Linked DNA regions of Homo sapiens: all the other regions are linked to region 1. The links are chromatin contacts, found by Hi-C or POLR2A ChIA-PET in ENCODE. All regions are on one chromosome and are shown on one strand. The core of a region is the stretch at or near the end of the contact, and the rest is flanking DNA. Distances in the headings are between cores, read along the strand shown. Region 1 holds the start of PEMT (phosphatidylethanolamine N-methyltransferase). Region 2 holds the start of ZNF624 (zinc finger protein 624). Region 3 holds the start of SMCR8 (SMCR8-C9orf72 complex subunit).

The links. A loop is a pair of places that touch in the nucleus more often than their neighbours do. ChIA-PET counts read pairs that join two places held with the same protein, here RNA polymerase II (POLR2A). Pooled maps may share reads with other maps.
Region 2: a loop to region 1 is called in a map of CD4-positive, alpha-beta T cell, with 8 times the contacts of the local background. The contact joins the promoter of ZNF624 here to the promoter of PEMT in region 1. A Hi-C loop is called at or near these places in 1 of 168 maps with a recorded cell type or tissue (CD4-positive, alpha-beta T cell) and 10 of 50 pooled maps.
Region 3: a loop to region 1 is called in a map of CD8-positive, alpha-beta T cell, with 25 times the contacts of the local background. The contact joins the promoter of SMCR8 here to the promoter of PEMT in region 1. A Hi-C loop is called at or near these places in 4 of 168 maps with a recorded cell type or tissue (CD4-positive, alpha-beta T cell, CD8-positive, alpha-beta T cell, gastrocnemius medialis and 1 more) and 17 of 50 pooled maps. POLR2A ChIA-PET finds 5 or more read pairs at or near these places in 1 of 52 experiments (AG04450).

What each region holds. Positions count from the first base shown.
Region 1 is chr17:17,589,594-17,594,355 of GRCh38, reverse strand. PEMT (phosphatidylethanolamine N-methyltransferase) reads left to right here and starts at 2,648. Exons shown (of 7, transcript NM_148172.3): 1 at 2,648-2,825. The coding sequence starts at 2,730. RefSeq lists enhancers at 2,507-2,896, 2,462-3,203.
Region 2 is chr17:16,651,468-16,656,229 of GRCh38, reverse strand. ZNF624 (zinc finger protein 624) reads left to right here and starts at 2,380. Exons shown (of 6, transcript NM_020787.4): 1 at 2,380-2,466. It overlaps LOC124903934 (a long non-coding RNA gene), which reads right to left and starts at 2,338. Exons shown (of 4, transcript XR_007065639.1): 1 at 2,260-2,338; 2 at 1,032-2,146; 3 at 1-582. RefSeq lists a silencer at 2,471-2,670 and an enhancer at 2,626-3,136.
Region 3 is chr17:18,311,915-18,316,676 of GRCh38, reverse strand. SMCR8 (SMCR8-C9orf72 complex subunit) reads right to left here and starts at 1,384. Exons shown (of 2, transcript NM_144775.3): 1 at 1-1,384. The coding sequence starts at 887. It overlaps TOP3A (DNA topoisomerase III alpha), which reads left to right and starts at 1,683. Exons shown (of 19, transcript NM_004618.5): 1 at 1,683-2,078. The coding sequence starts at 1,899. It also overlaps the pseudogene RPL7AP65 and the pseudogene RPL21P121. RefSeq lists enhancers at 1,324-1,373, 1,063-1,586, 1,714-2,063, 2,074-2,163, 2,111-2,634 and a silencer at 1,514-1,563.

The DNA of each region.
Region 1 (4,762 bases), core at 1,399-3,898:
TACTTGTGCCCCAAAGTATCTTTGGCAGGGTTTTTTATTTTTATTTTTTTAGATGGAATCTCTGTCGCCCAGGCTGGAGTGCAGTGGTGCAATCTCGGCTCACTGCAACCTCCACCTCCCAGGTTCAAGTGATTCTCCTGCCTCAGCCTCCTTAGTAGCTAGGATCACAGGTGTGCACCACCATGCCTGGCTAATTTTTGTATTTTTAGTAGAGACGGGGTTTCACCATGCTGGCCAGGCTGGTCTCGAACTCCTGACCTCGTGATCTGCCCGCCTTGGCCTCCCAAAGTGCTGGGATTCCAGGCGTGAGCCACCATGCCCAGCCTGGCCCAGGCTGGAGTGCAGTGGCGCGATCTCGGCTCACTGCAGCCTCCACCTCCTGGGTTCAAGCAATTCTCCTGACTCAGCCTCCTGAGTAGCTGGGATTACAAGTGTGCACCACCATGCCTAGCTAATTTTTGTATTTTTAGTGGAGACGGGGTTTCACTGTGTTGGTCAGGCTGGTCTTGAACTCCTGACCTCATGATCCGCCTGCCTCGGCCTCCCAAAGTGCTGGGATTCCAGGTGTGAGCCAGGCAGGAGGTTTTTATCTGACTTGTTTCAAGCTGCAAGTCTGTCTCCTGGGTGGGGTGTTTGCTTTTCACAGAGGAAGGGTGGCCCAGGTTGGGTAGGCTGGAGTAGAGGATCGGACTGCATCAGTTCTGGTGTGACCTCTTACGGTTGCCTTACTTTGTTCTCAGATAAAGCAAACGCACAAAAATTTGTTTTCTGGGCTTAACAAAACAGGAGTGACCAGTTAGGTCAGAAGACTGGAACATCAGTGAAGTGGATGTGTGGTAGGCGGAGGGGAAAGACTTGCTAGAAGCCCTCCCGCTGCGGGGGGCTCCTTCAGAAATGGCTCTGCCTCTAGCAGCTCTGCCTGGACACTGAGCAGGGAAAGGGTCCCGACACTCATTAGTAACAGTGGTAAGTCAGAGAACCAGCCCTGAGCCTGTGTCCCCAGCCCTGCCGGGGGCCAATGCCTACTGAGCACTTCCCACAGGCCAGTTCCTGGGTGATGAGTTTTACCAACATGTATTTCCCTTTTACTTTTGAGGAAAATGAAGGTGGGCTCAGTCACAGAGATAGTGCATGCTCCAAAGCCAGTGTCTTTCCTGTCTCCTCGGTTGGCCTGCCCCATCCTAGCGATGTTGTGAAGATTGGGACTACCTCTAAAGCAGCACACAGTGGCTGCTCAGTAAATGCTCAACACTGGTAGGTGCTGTGGGCCAAGGTGGAGAGAAACGGGCCATCTGGAGCAGGAAGCAGCTGACTGCAGAAGTCCTGTCTGGGCCCCCAGCAGTCTGGGTGACTGAGCAAATCTTGGAACCTCTCAGTCTATTTCCCCATATTACATAACACCTGGCTACAAAAGGGCTTTTTTCTTTTTTGAGAGGGAGTCTCGCTCTGTCGCGCAGGCTGGCATGCAATGGCACCATCTCCGCTCACTGCAACCTCCACCTCCTGGGTTCAAGCGATTCTCCTGCCTCAGCCTCCTGAGTAGCTGGGATTACAGGTGCGCGCACCACACCCGGCTATTTTTTGTATTTTTAATAGAGACGGGGTTTCACCGTGTTAGTCACGCTGGTCTCGAACTGCCGACCTCTGGTGATCCGCCCACCTCGGCCTCCCAAAGTGCTGGGATTACAGGCATGAGCCACCACACCCGGCCTACAAAAGGGGTTCTTCTGGGACCCGATCGTCTAAACTCTTCTCCATTTGACCCCCTCCATCACTACTCCACAGCTCACCGGTCTTTTCTCTGTTCCTTAGGTGCCCGTCCTGTCTCCAGGCCTTTGTACATACCATTCGTCTTGCCTTGTTTGCCCTGCCCTCACACTTGGCACATCTGGCACCTCCCCTGCACATTCTAAGACAGCATCCTTCCGTACCATTTGACCCACCCCGTTTTTTCCACCACAGTACTCATCCATATTATAACCCTTTATTCACATTTTGTCTTTTATCTCAGTCAGGAGGAAGCGAGGGCGGGGGACTCTGTGTTGTTCCCTACCGTACCCTCAGCGCACAGTCTGGTTCAGAAAATACTCGAGAGTGAATGAGAGAATGAATGAAGGAAAAAATGAGTGGAGGAGGGGTCTTTGGCCGAGCTAAAGAGCCTGGGCGCCGCGGGGGCGGGAAGCTCTAGGCAGTGCTCGTCGCGCACCGCCCCCAGAGTAAAGCGAATTTCAGAAGAGGGCGTGGGGCCCTGGGCGTGTGGGGCCCTGGGCGTGTGTGACCCGGGCCAAGTCCAAGTCCGCAGGAGGCTGCGCGGGAAGCTGCTTATAGCTACGACCCGCGGCCCCCGGCCTCTAGCCCCACCGCCGCCAGGCAAGGGCAGGGACGCCAGGTCAGTTACAGGCTCGGGTGCGGCAGCCGGCGACCAAAGGCACTGGGCGGGAGGCCGGATCCAAGGGGATACTGCTACGTAGCTGCAGCGGAACCGGCAGGCTCTGCGGCGAAACACACTGGGACTTGTAGTTCTCGGCTCCTCTAGACGCTGTCGCGAGCCCCCAGATAAAGAGGCACTTCGCGGTGACGGGGAACTACATTTCCCAGAAGGCCGGAATATGTTGGGGGTCACCGGGAAAGCGCCCCGACTGGCGGCACTTACCCGGCTCTATAGGTCCGGTTCCGGGGGCGCGTGGCTGCAGCGGGGCCCGCGTGGTGCCTCCTGAGGCGGCCCCCGGATGAAGAGATCTGGGAACCCGGGAGCCGAGGTAACGAACAGCTCGGTGGCAGGGCCTGACTGCTGCGGAGGCCTCGGCAATATTGATTTTAGACAGGTACTGACCGCACCGGACCGCCGCGGAAACTGGGAGAGGGATCTGCAAGGCCCGAGGGGCGTGAAGGCTTGCGGCGCCTCAAACGCTGCGGGGCGGGGCCGCCAGTTCCCAGGCAATGGGGGCGTGGCGTGGCGGGGGTGGGGGAGCCGCGTGCGGGAGCGCCGGCTGGTGTCTGTGTGTGTGCGTGTGCGCGCGCGTGTAAACCTCAGATTGCGTGTGTCAGAGACGGGGGCGTTCCTGAGCTCGTCTGATTGTGTGCCTGTGTGTGGCCCTGAGATTGTGTGAGACTCAGAGGTTGTCCGTGTTAGTCTTTGGGATTGTGTCTCACTGAAATTATGTGATGCTCTGAGAGTGTGCCGGAGAGTGAGTGTGAGTGTGTATGACCGAGGCTGTGTGTGACTGAGCGTGGGCGAGGGTGAAGGAGGCCGATTATATGTTTGGGAGTGTGTTGTGTGGCCCCTGCTCCCGTCCATCCCCCAGGGTCAGGAGGCCAGCTTTTGCCCAGAGGCAAGAGAGTGGTGGGGACCCTGCCTGTCTCCCAGCCGGCCCTGGGCAGGCTGCAGACCACCACCCAGCCGTTTCGGGGCCATAATGGGTGCGACCGGCCCCAGAAGCTGGGGGCCTGGCTTGCCTGCTGAGGCTGCCCTCTGCAGAGTCCTAGGCCAGAGAGTGCCTGTCCTGGCATCTCCCCAGGCTCCCAATTCCAATGGATTCCAATTTCCAACCTCTCTTGCATTCTCCCTTCTATCAAAGCTTCCTCTTAGATGCTCCATTTACCTTTTTCATCACCCACTCTTCATGAAGCCTGTAAGGCACATCTCTGCCCCAAGCAGCTTCTAATCCAGTTCTTTCGCTCCCTTCATTCCTTACTCACATGTGCATTTATTCACTCACTGATCCAGCCAGTATTGATTCAGGGCCGGCTGAGGGCCTCGTGTCACTCAGAAGTTTAAGGGCACTTCTGTCACTGAGCTTTCATTCTAGGGAGGGAGATTGTAGGCCTGGAAAGCCAGAGAGTTCTCTGAAGGAGCTAATACCAGTTAGTGTTTTGAAGAGTAGCTGATGGGAAGGCGGGATTGAAATCCCAAGAGAGCCTGTTGCCGTATCTGCGAGGGAGGGACCTGGGATCTGAGAGCCGAAAGGTCAGTCAGTGGGGCAAGATTCCCCAGAGGAGGGAGGCAGTTGCGAAGCCCTCCAGGAGGCACAGGAGGAGATGGGCCGCTGGCCCTGAGGGAGCGCAGGACCGTTGGCCAGATGGGTGCTCAGCAGAGGACAGGAAGAAGACTATTACTTTAGTAAACTGTCCATTGAATTACAACATGCAGTCAGATGAGTGATGGGTCCTACCCCTACAGCTCCTGCATTTTCACCAGGTGAACCTGTATCTGTTAATCCTCAGATCAAGATGGGGGGTCATGATCACCTCCAGGGGCTGCCCTCAGAAGCCACCGTGTAGAAGGGTGGGTGGGGGAGCCATGTAGAAGGGGGGGCAGAATGCAAGGGGGCAGTGTCCCTTTGCAGACCCATCTAGGGGCCTGCCCCAGGGCCTGCCAGTGGGCAGGGGAGACTAACCGGGTGTGTGAGGGGTGGGCTTCTCTGCTCTTTCTCCTTTCTCCCCAGGGCTGTGCAGCTGGAGAGAGCTGGGGCTGGGGTTCGGGTCAGGGTGACCCTTGTTGACTAACATTCTGCTTTTCTTCTGCTGTCCTTGTTGGTGCAGTTAAGCTTCCTGTTGCCAAGGGATTTTTCTTAAAGAAAGAAAGAAAGAAACATACAACATACAACATTACATATTTGCTTATGTGGTAGCTCTACTCCCTCCTCAATCAAAATCTCCGGTTTTAAAATATGTCAGTCCCTGGCCTGGGAGAGTTGCAAGGTTTTTGTTCACCCCATGGGCGTCTGAGCTGCAGGATCTCCGGTGCTAGCCCTGTGCTGCT
Region 2 (4,762 bases), core at 1,131-3,630, 940 kb after region 1:
TATGTGGACATAATCTTTTGGAAGGCATGATCAATATAGGGAGTTCCATATGATTACAAAGGTAGTTGGGAGGGGTCAAATATGTGCTCCCAAGAATGGTAAAATATGCTGCATCACAGAACCAATATAAGTTAGCCAAAAATATATATTTTTCTAATTTTTTTAAAAAGGCAGAATTGAAGTACCTGAAAAGAGACTTTAAAAGAGACAGTCCTAGGTCTGGGGGATTGTCCTCAGGTAGAGTTTTCAAGATATGCTGATGAAAATATAAATTTTTCCCTTTACAAAGAGTAGAGTTTTTACTTGGAAATGGAGATAGAACTACTCCATAAGGGTTCATAAGATATCATAAATCCCTGAATCCTAAGGTCCATTTGGTCCAACAGAAAAATAGCGAGTCACAACAAAACTCTTCTTACCCAGAGAGACCAGGTTCCTGTAGTTTCCCAATATCACACCCTTGTGCAGAGTCCTTTTGAGGAATCCATTAAGTTCCACTCTTCCCAGACGAAGTCATCCCTTAATGTCACTGATTCCTAAGTATTCCATAACACATTATGATGATACAAATCTATTCATTACCTGGCCCAATGGGAGGAAAAATAAATGTAATGAAAGGAATATTCATGTAAACACAAAATGCTTATGTGGAAGAGAGCTTGCAGGTCATGCAATCAAATTCCCAAGAGGACATTTAAAAATTCTAAGCAAGGATTCATCTAATCTCTGCCTGAACTTCTCCAAAGAATTCAAATTCATTATTGCACAAGGTAGCCTACTCTATTTTCTAAAGCTGTTCGTTGTTAGCATAAAGTTATACAATCTGAATCAAAATCTATCTTCAAGTAACTTTTAACCATTGGTTTATTATTTGAAGCCAAAAAGCATTAGTTTCTTCCTTCACAGAAGAGTTCTTTAAGAGTTTAAAAATTACTAAATATAAAATGCACACAAAATTGCCTATAACAAATATCACTACAAATTGAACAGTGTACTCCTACCAAAATTAAGAAATAAAACACTACCAATACCTTTGAAGTCACCTGTGTGTCTGTCTTTCCTGGACTTTATCCCTGTAGAAGTAATAATCTACCCTAAATATTGTGTTAAACATTTTTTTTTAATAGTTTAACGAAATGTGTATGTTTCTCTAAACTTTCCTGGTGGCTTATTTTACATTCTGTTGTTTGTTGATAATGTTTTTAATTCCATCTATCATGTCCTTAAACATTTTAAATGTAATAATTTTAAATTTTTAATCAAATGAGCTCTGCCTCTGAAGTTTTGGGGGATATATTTCTGCCGTTTATTGTTTGTGCTGATTTTCAGTCACAGTGTCTTATTTTATTATTTGTTTTGTAATGTTTAAGTTTTGGACTTCTGTTTGGCTCATCTTCATCTGTGGGGAATGTGAGGGAACTGGGATCTCCAAAAGACATTTGCTTAGTTTCTAATTTCAGAGTGTATTGAATAAATATTTTGAGTAATCTTTTTCACTGGAAATTTCGTTTTATTCCAGTCCTCCTGTGAATATCCTGTTGTTTTGATTACTCTTCAATGCCACTCTCCTTAGAAGATGTACCTCATTCCGTGTGCATTTCGATATGTGGAAGTGTGTTGGGAGGTGGGGTCCCAAATTATTCATTCATTCTTCCTTCGTTTCATTCAGTATGCAAGCAGTCTCCTAAGTAGGCACTCTGAGTGATAAACTCCATGAGATGTAGTTTCTATCCTCAAAAAATACCGCCTTTGGTAGGGATAAAGTAAATAGACCTTAATATAGCTCTTGGACGAGCAGCCCTTGAATAAGTGGTCAAATAAATTTGTTGCAAATAAATACTTTCAGTCATTGTGTTTTAAGAATTATCATTTGTATGCATTGAGGAGAACTTCTACAGCTATTTGTCTTCAGAAAGGTTTTTTCTTTGTATTTCGAAGAATTTTGGCCTTAAAATTTCCAGCTTATTTTCAGACATTCATATCCATTCTACTTAATTGGCATTATAGTCATCAATTGTTGTCTCTTCCAACTCTGAGGGAATTGTCATAAAGGGAATTGTTCAGAAATATGTGTTTCCAAGCACTTGTTCACATATTTGTCTGGATCACATCTATCTGTTCTCTCGACGGCTTTCTTTAGTCGCACCTAAATGTTCCAAGACAAGGGTTGTGTCATTATTTGTATCTCTAGTGCTATTGCTTTTGACACATAGTCAAGGCTTCTCAACAGAAGTGTATCCAATTGGAATTTTTTCTCACCCTCGAAGAGCCAATTCCTTCACTAACGCAGACAAAAGGGGCGGGGGGCTCAGGCGCTGAGGATTCTGGGCACTGTAGTTCCGACGCTCCGGCTGCGCAGGCGCAATGCCCTGCCTGGAGGCCGGCACCGCCGAGCCGCCGCCATTGCTGGAAGCGTTCCCGCCCTGCTCTGCGAGTTCCCTCAGTTGTCCTCAGTTCGGCCGCCAGGTACTCGTTGTCCCGGGCGCCTGGCCTCGGTTGCCCGCCGCCCCTCCCTTGGCGCTTGGCTCCCGGCGGCGTCCGGGGCGTGGCCGTTCCCTCTAGAGCCCCTGTCCCTGAGCGGACCCGCCCACTCCTGAGAGGCGATTGGGGCTGGGCCTCCTTCCCGAGTGTGGGTTCAGTCTCCAGCTGGCCTCCCTCACAGGTAGGGCCGCGTGCCCTATGCGGCCTCCTAGTCCGGGTCCAAACCCGGGAACCCCCTCCCTGCGGGCCTGGCGGCGCTGGGGTTAAAAAGAGCCGGGCGCAGGGCGCAGGGAGTCGAGTAGGGCGGGCGGGCCCCTGACCCGACTTTCCCGGTCTTCCCAGCCCCGCGCCTTGCAGGCCCTGAGGAGGGCATACCCGAAGTGGGTAGAGGAGAGCAGTTAGGGAAAGAAGGCGAGGTTGGCAGGAGCATATCCGCTCTGGCTTCTGAACTGGCAGGGATGGAACTAGGTTCCACATCGGGGGACCTGCGCTACTCAGTAACCGAGGCAGCTTTTCCTGAAATGTCACATTTCAAATACTGTAATCACCTTTTAATCACTTGTCACTCCCTGACATGACAATGGTATTATTGCATTGGTTGGGAAATGCTGGACTGGTACATGGCGCTGAGATTCTCAGCAAAAACATGGACCCTTCATTATTTCTAAATAACTGCACTGGCCAAGGAAGCAAAACAAGTAAAGTTTCTCCTTAAGTCTCTGGATACGTTTGCAATAGTTGGAAAGACAGAGCTTGTAAATAGGGAAATTATAACTGGGGAATAGTGGCCTAGATATCTTCTGCATAATGACAAAGGGGACAGTAGAAACATATAAGGTGGCTACTGTCATGTACTAATAGCTGATTCGTTGTGCTCAAGTGACTTGCCTGTGGTCACAGTTTTACGGTAGCCAAAGCAGGGTTAGAACCTGGGGATGTGGCCAGCCACTCTGGGATTTTATTCCTATTCCACACTCCTATGTATAGGTAGATACTTCTTCTTGTCTGCTTGGAGAGTACAGAAAAGCAGAAAGAAGGGTAAACATCACAGCCCCAGGTCTCAGAGGTCTCAGTAGAGTTTTGGGTTACTCAGTCTTTTTTTCTATGCATTACATTTGCACAATTGAGATCAAGCTGAATATATTAAATGTTAAATATTGTTTATTCTAATTATAAAATAAAACAAGGGATTTATTGTAGTTTGGTTGTTAAACATATGTTACGAGCATAATCTACATAATCTACATAAAGTATTGCCAAAGAGTTTATTAATATTTACAAATATTTTAAAAATGATGACTCAGCTCACTCTTGATAAATGTTAAAGATGCAGAAAACCATTACTCTAGACCTTCGGAATTGAAAATGCCTTATGTTGCTCTTTGTAGGTCTGCTTTAGTGTTCGGGGGTTGCGGGATGGGGCAATATTCTTGGCTCATTTTTTTTCTTTGCAACCTTGTAAAACTTGGGGGTCAGTGTATGGGCTTGGGAGGGAGAGTCAGTTTTCAAGCTCTCTGAAGTAATATGCAACATCATATATGCATGTGCATTATTTTGTGGACAAGGTCAGATTCTCAGATGGGTCCGTACCCCCCCAAAAATTAAGATTTACTGGTATGCATAGATTGTGTAGTGGTGAGATCAGGGCTTTCAGGGTATCTGTCCCTAGAATAACGTACATTATACCCATTAAGTAATTCCTTATTCTCCACCCCCCTCCCACTCCTTCACCCTTCAGAATCCCTATTGTGTAACAGGCAATATTTCTTAAAATATTACACTAAAACTAAAACATTATATAATTTAACATTATATAATTAACATGTTAACATTATATTAAACTAAATATTTCTTAAGGTGTACTTGTTCAAGCTGTATATTTCTGTGCCTCACATCTAGAGATCCTGATTTTGATCTTGGATGGGGCCAAATAATTTCCTTTTTAATAAGCATATCCAGTGAGTTTTTTGCATTCTCAGATTTGAGACCCCTCTAGTTATACATGTGGCGTTTTCATTAGAAAACAGGAGAGGAGTCATAATTTTCATTAGATTTGCAAAAGGCTCTATGACAGAAAAATCTAGAGAAACACTGGCATAAGGCAAAACCACTTACTGGTTACCTTGAGGCTTCAATACAGGAATCCCCTCAGACTATTCTTTCTTTACCTCTTTTATCTCCACACTGTACCGCTTTCCTCCCTCAACTTCTCATTGTTTCTCTTCCACCAAAACCTTTTCATTGTGCCTAGGAAAGCCCCAGTGTCATGAAACAGGTCACT
Region 3 (4,762 bases), core at 135-2,634, 720 kb before region 1:
TAAAGGTCTGTGTCGGCAGACTCATCAGGGTTAGAGGTAGTGGATGCCTGGCTGGCCTGATCCTGGATGTGCTCCATCTCACCAGGACACAAATCATGCCCCTTCAACTTCCGATGAGGGTATGAGCGGATCTGCTTCAGCAGGTCTTGATGTTCAATGATGGACTTCTCCACACTGGCCAGTTCATTGGCTTTCTCAATTGCCTGAGATGAGTAAAAGCCTTTGTCGTTGGCTTTCTTCTGGATCTCCGTTTCTGTGTGTAGCACTGTCCTGGTGTAATCCAAGTCTTTCAGCTTTTTTTCAAGTTCCCCAGCAAATGCCTTCCTGTTGCCAGTCTTCAAGCACTCAGAAGCTCTGGAAAATTCGGCTGAAAGCTCCTGGAACTGCTGCATGATTTTATGCTGGTCTGCAGAGATATAAGCCATGCAAAACGGCCTCACGAAGCCACGGGCCTCCAGGTCGTATAGGGTAAGGTGGTGCACGTATGCAAAGGCGCCCTCCTTAGAATCTCCCAGCACCACCTTGGAGTCCTCCACGAAGTTCAGCTTGGGGTAGGCAGATCCAGGAGGATGGCCCACGAAGGAAGCCTGGTAATCCACAGACATGATACGCAGGGAGAAGTAATTGAGATCAAAAGTGCCAAAAACTTTGGTGTCATTGGGGATGGTCAGTAAGGGTTGGGGTCCCACCTGCTCAGAGAACTCGGAAATAAGAATGAAGTCCCTCGAAAACTTGGCCCCGGACAGTTTTGACCAGGGGTTAGCACCCTGACTGGCGAAGGGGAAGAGCGGCACCGAGTACTCCTCAGGCAGGGCCGGCTCATTGTAAGGCTCTTCTTCATACTCTTCCTCTTTGGTGAAGGCCACTACGTCAGGGGCGCTGATCATATTTCCAGATATATGAAGAAAACATTGAGAGGAAGTGGGAAAGAATGCGGTGTTAATCGACGCGCAGAAGGCAGGCCTCCGGAGAAGGAAGTGAAGCCCTTACGGCCTTCTTTGCGACTCCCCGAACCCGGGGTCCTAGGCTGCTTCTCACACACCCGAGGAGAAGAACTCTAGCAGCCCCCTCACAGTTGTAGCTCCTCCGGAGCTCTCTGAGGCCTCATGAACGCCAAGGCCGCAGGCCCAACTGCCCTTCTCTTCTTCGTCCGGCGAGCGCGGCCAGCACAAGAAACCTGCTGCGAAATCACCTGCACTCTCCGGAACCCACTGCGACAGCAAAAGCCCCCGCTCTGAACAAGGCTTAACGCGAGGCTACGGGACGCCGCAGGGGTCAGCCAAGCGCTGCTGCCCCTCACTGCCCGAGGGCAGAAACCGTCGCGGCTCCTAGGACGCCACAACCCGGATCCTGCTACCGCGGCGCCGCCATCTTGACATCACATGACTCCTGGTGTCCGCGCCGCGTGACCCGGAAGCGTCCTCGTAGACTTCCGAGCAGGAGATTAAAAAGTCATGAGAAAGAGGCCTTGGATGGGAGTGTCTGGCGGCTCCCCGCAAGAAGGAGTCCGATTAACCAACCACTGCCGGGAAGGAGGGGAAAGAGGGGCGGAGTGAGACGGGGGCGGCGGGAAGGTGGCAGAGGGGAACGTGCTTGGACGAGGGGCGCGGGACAGTCTGGGAGTTGTAGTTCCAGGTCGCTGTGGGGCGCGCGCCTGGCGGAAGTAGCTGGAGAAGGCGGGCGGAAGTTCCACGCCAAGATACTGGATTCGGTGCTGAGGCGGCGGCTGCGGCACGGGAAAGGCTCAGTGACTGAAGCTCCAAAGGCCAGCAGGCTGGTGGGGACGTGACCGAAGCGAGGCTCTGGTTCCCTTTCGGTGGGCGCCATTTGAGCCTCATCTCTGGCTTCCCCAGGATGCGCCGGCAGCCGGGGAGCGGCTCCGGGCGCGAGGTCTGAGGATGATCTTTCCTGTCGCCCGCTACGCGCTCCGGTGGCTGCGACGGCCCGAAGACCGTGCCTTTTCCCGCGCCGCCATGGAGATGGCCCTCCGAGGCGTGCGGAAAGTCCTCTGTGTGGCCGAAAAAAACGACGCGGCCAAGGGGATCGCCGACCTGCTGTCAAACGGTCGCATGAGGCGGGTAAGAAAGCGCGTTCCGATCAGCTGCGTGCCTTAAGGGAGGCCCACCGAGCGGGACAGCGTGGTGGGCGCCAAGAATCGAGATGAAGGCGATTATCTCCCATTTCTCAGGCCTCACTGCCCCTCGTCTGGATTATTGCAGTGGCCTCCTGTCTGCTCTCGGACTGGAGTGCATTTTAAAACGTAGTTGATACATCTCACTCATTTGCGTGGAAACCTTTTGTTTTGCTTGCGCTTAGCAGGTTCCCAAACTTGTCTGATTCTCGGAATCGCCTCGGGCGCTGGCTGCCCTTCGGGTCTTGTGTGAGGCTGGGGAAGTGTGTATTTTACTGTTTTTCCCTAGAGATTCAGAAATTCATTTGGGAACTACTGACCAGATTCCCTTAACTTGGCATTCAAGCCCTGCCCGATCGTTCCCCAGCCAACCTAGCCCTCCCCATCCTGTGCCACAGCCACTGCATTCTACAGCCCTTGTGACTTTCCAGCCTCACAGTGCACACTTACAGCAACACGGTAAGGTTTGGGGATTAGATTTGAAGTCAGCCCTGTTCCTACCCGAATGAACTGATTCTGAGAGAGGTAAGTGGTAAGAATGTGTTCTACACACACGGGAGGCACAAACGCAAGGGAGGATAAGAAAAAGTTTCATAAAGGAGGTGCCACGGGAGACATAAAGAGCTGTCCAGGAAAATATCTCAGATAACAAAAGTAGATCCTGAAATGGTTTTCTGGAGAACTTTTCTAAGAGCATGGGTGGAAGTTCCCTGCTCATTTTTCTTTAGTTCCCAGGGTCCTAAGACCTGTTTCCAGATCAAGGATAGTGGGAGTGGAGCCAGGGTTGTGTGAATGCTGGCTGACAGCTTTACCTGTTTCCAGTGCTAGAAGTCCTGGTGACCAGCCCCAAGGTTTGTCTACTTCTAGACAATGAAGTAGACATTGAAAAATGGTTCTCCTACGCCTAACTTCTTATCCTTCAAGGCTCTGCTGAATTCATTCTCTCTCTCTCCCTTTTTTTTTTTTTTTTTTAAGCAATCCAGAGGTCTTGTATTTATCTATTTTTACCCTATCATACCATGAATCCATAGGGAATAGGTTCCAGCGGCTCAGGCTCTTTTCCATTGGTTCTCACAAAGTGTACTTCCCTCAATGGAACAGGCTGGCACTTCAGGTGAACCCTTTCTCTTTGACTTGCTTCTTTTTTGATCATTTTCCTTCACACATTTCAGGAAAGATCTTGGTTCTTAGAGTGCTTAATATGCTCAATAGAAACATTAATTCTTTGGGCAAGAATCTAGCCCTTGTTCGCAGCAGTGCCAACAGCATGCTGGGTAACATAGACTTTTCCAGTTCTGCCATGTAACATTTGTGGGTCATTCCCTTTTGAACAGTATGCATTCTCACGAAGTCCTCAATATCACCTTCATTGTAGATTCTGGTGTCTGTGGCCAGAGAAACTCCATATTTTTGTTTTGTTTTGTTTGTTTGTTTTGAGATGGAGCTTTGCTCTTGTTGCCCAGCCTGGAGTGCAATGGTGTGATCTCAGCTCACTGCAACCTCCGCCTCCCGGGTTCAAGCGATTCTCCTGCCTCAGCCTCCCTAGTAGCTGGGATTACAGGTGCCTGTCACCATGCCCAGCTAATTTTTTGTATTTTTAGTAGTTTCACTGTGTTGGCCAGGATGGTCTTGAACTCCTGACTTCAGGTGAGCCACCCGCCTTAGCCTCCCAAAGTGTTAGGGTTACAGGCGTGAGCCACCGTGCCCAGCTCGAACTCCATGTTTTCTATAAGGCCAGGAGAACATACATCAGATGCCTCGTCCTCTTTTCCTTTGTGTTCGTCATTTTGGCAAATTACTCCAAGATGGCAGTTCCAGCCAAAAGGAAAGACTTTTCTTGGAAAGAGAATTTTTATTTTTATGTACAGAAAACACAACAGTGTGTACTTAACCCAGTTTAGTGGCAAATTCTTTAGCCTTTGCCTTTTCTAGGTTGGTAATGCAAGCTACAGATTTTGGACCCAGGGCATTGCCTCCCCAGTGACAGCAGATCTCATATGTCGTTGTAATTTGTCCCACCAGCTTAGCCAGAGCTCCTTTGTCTACCAGAAAGTTAACCTTTGTGAAGGTGACAGTGGTGCAGGTCTTCCTGTGGAATTTGACACCACAGTCTTGACGGTGCAGTAGAGAATCCCCATCTTAGGACACAGCACAGGCAGGAAGACAACCAGCTCAATGGGATCCACCACCAGCTGACCCTTCATGCTCTCTACCAAGTTGGTGACGGTGTCAACCCCTGCTCGAAGTGTAGGTGGTCTCTTAGTAGCGACATCCCCTTTGCTGGAAGCTTTCTTCTCAGCCTGGGCCAACGGTTTCGATCTCATCCCTTGCTCTGTCTCTTGTCTGTACTGTGGGCCAGCTTAAGCAATTGAGTAGCTTAAGTTTGGTAGTCTGAGGCCTGGGTGAACTGGTCAATCCCAGGTGGCACATCAGCCACTTATAGAGTACAGCGGCTCTGCCGCAGCAGCCATTTATAGCGGGACTATTTGACAAAGTGGGTGAGGCCCTTAGGCTAGATATCCAATGCCAAAATTATTAGGGCTTTTCTCAAATGGGATTTACCACCTTTTTGGCCTACTGCTGCTCCATGACAACAGGGGCCAGGGCCACTTCTTCCCCTTGGCCATCTTT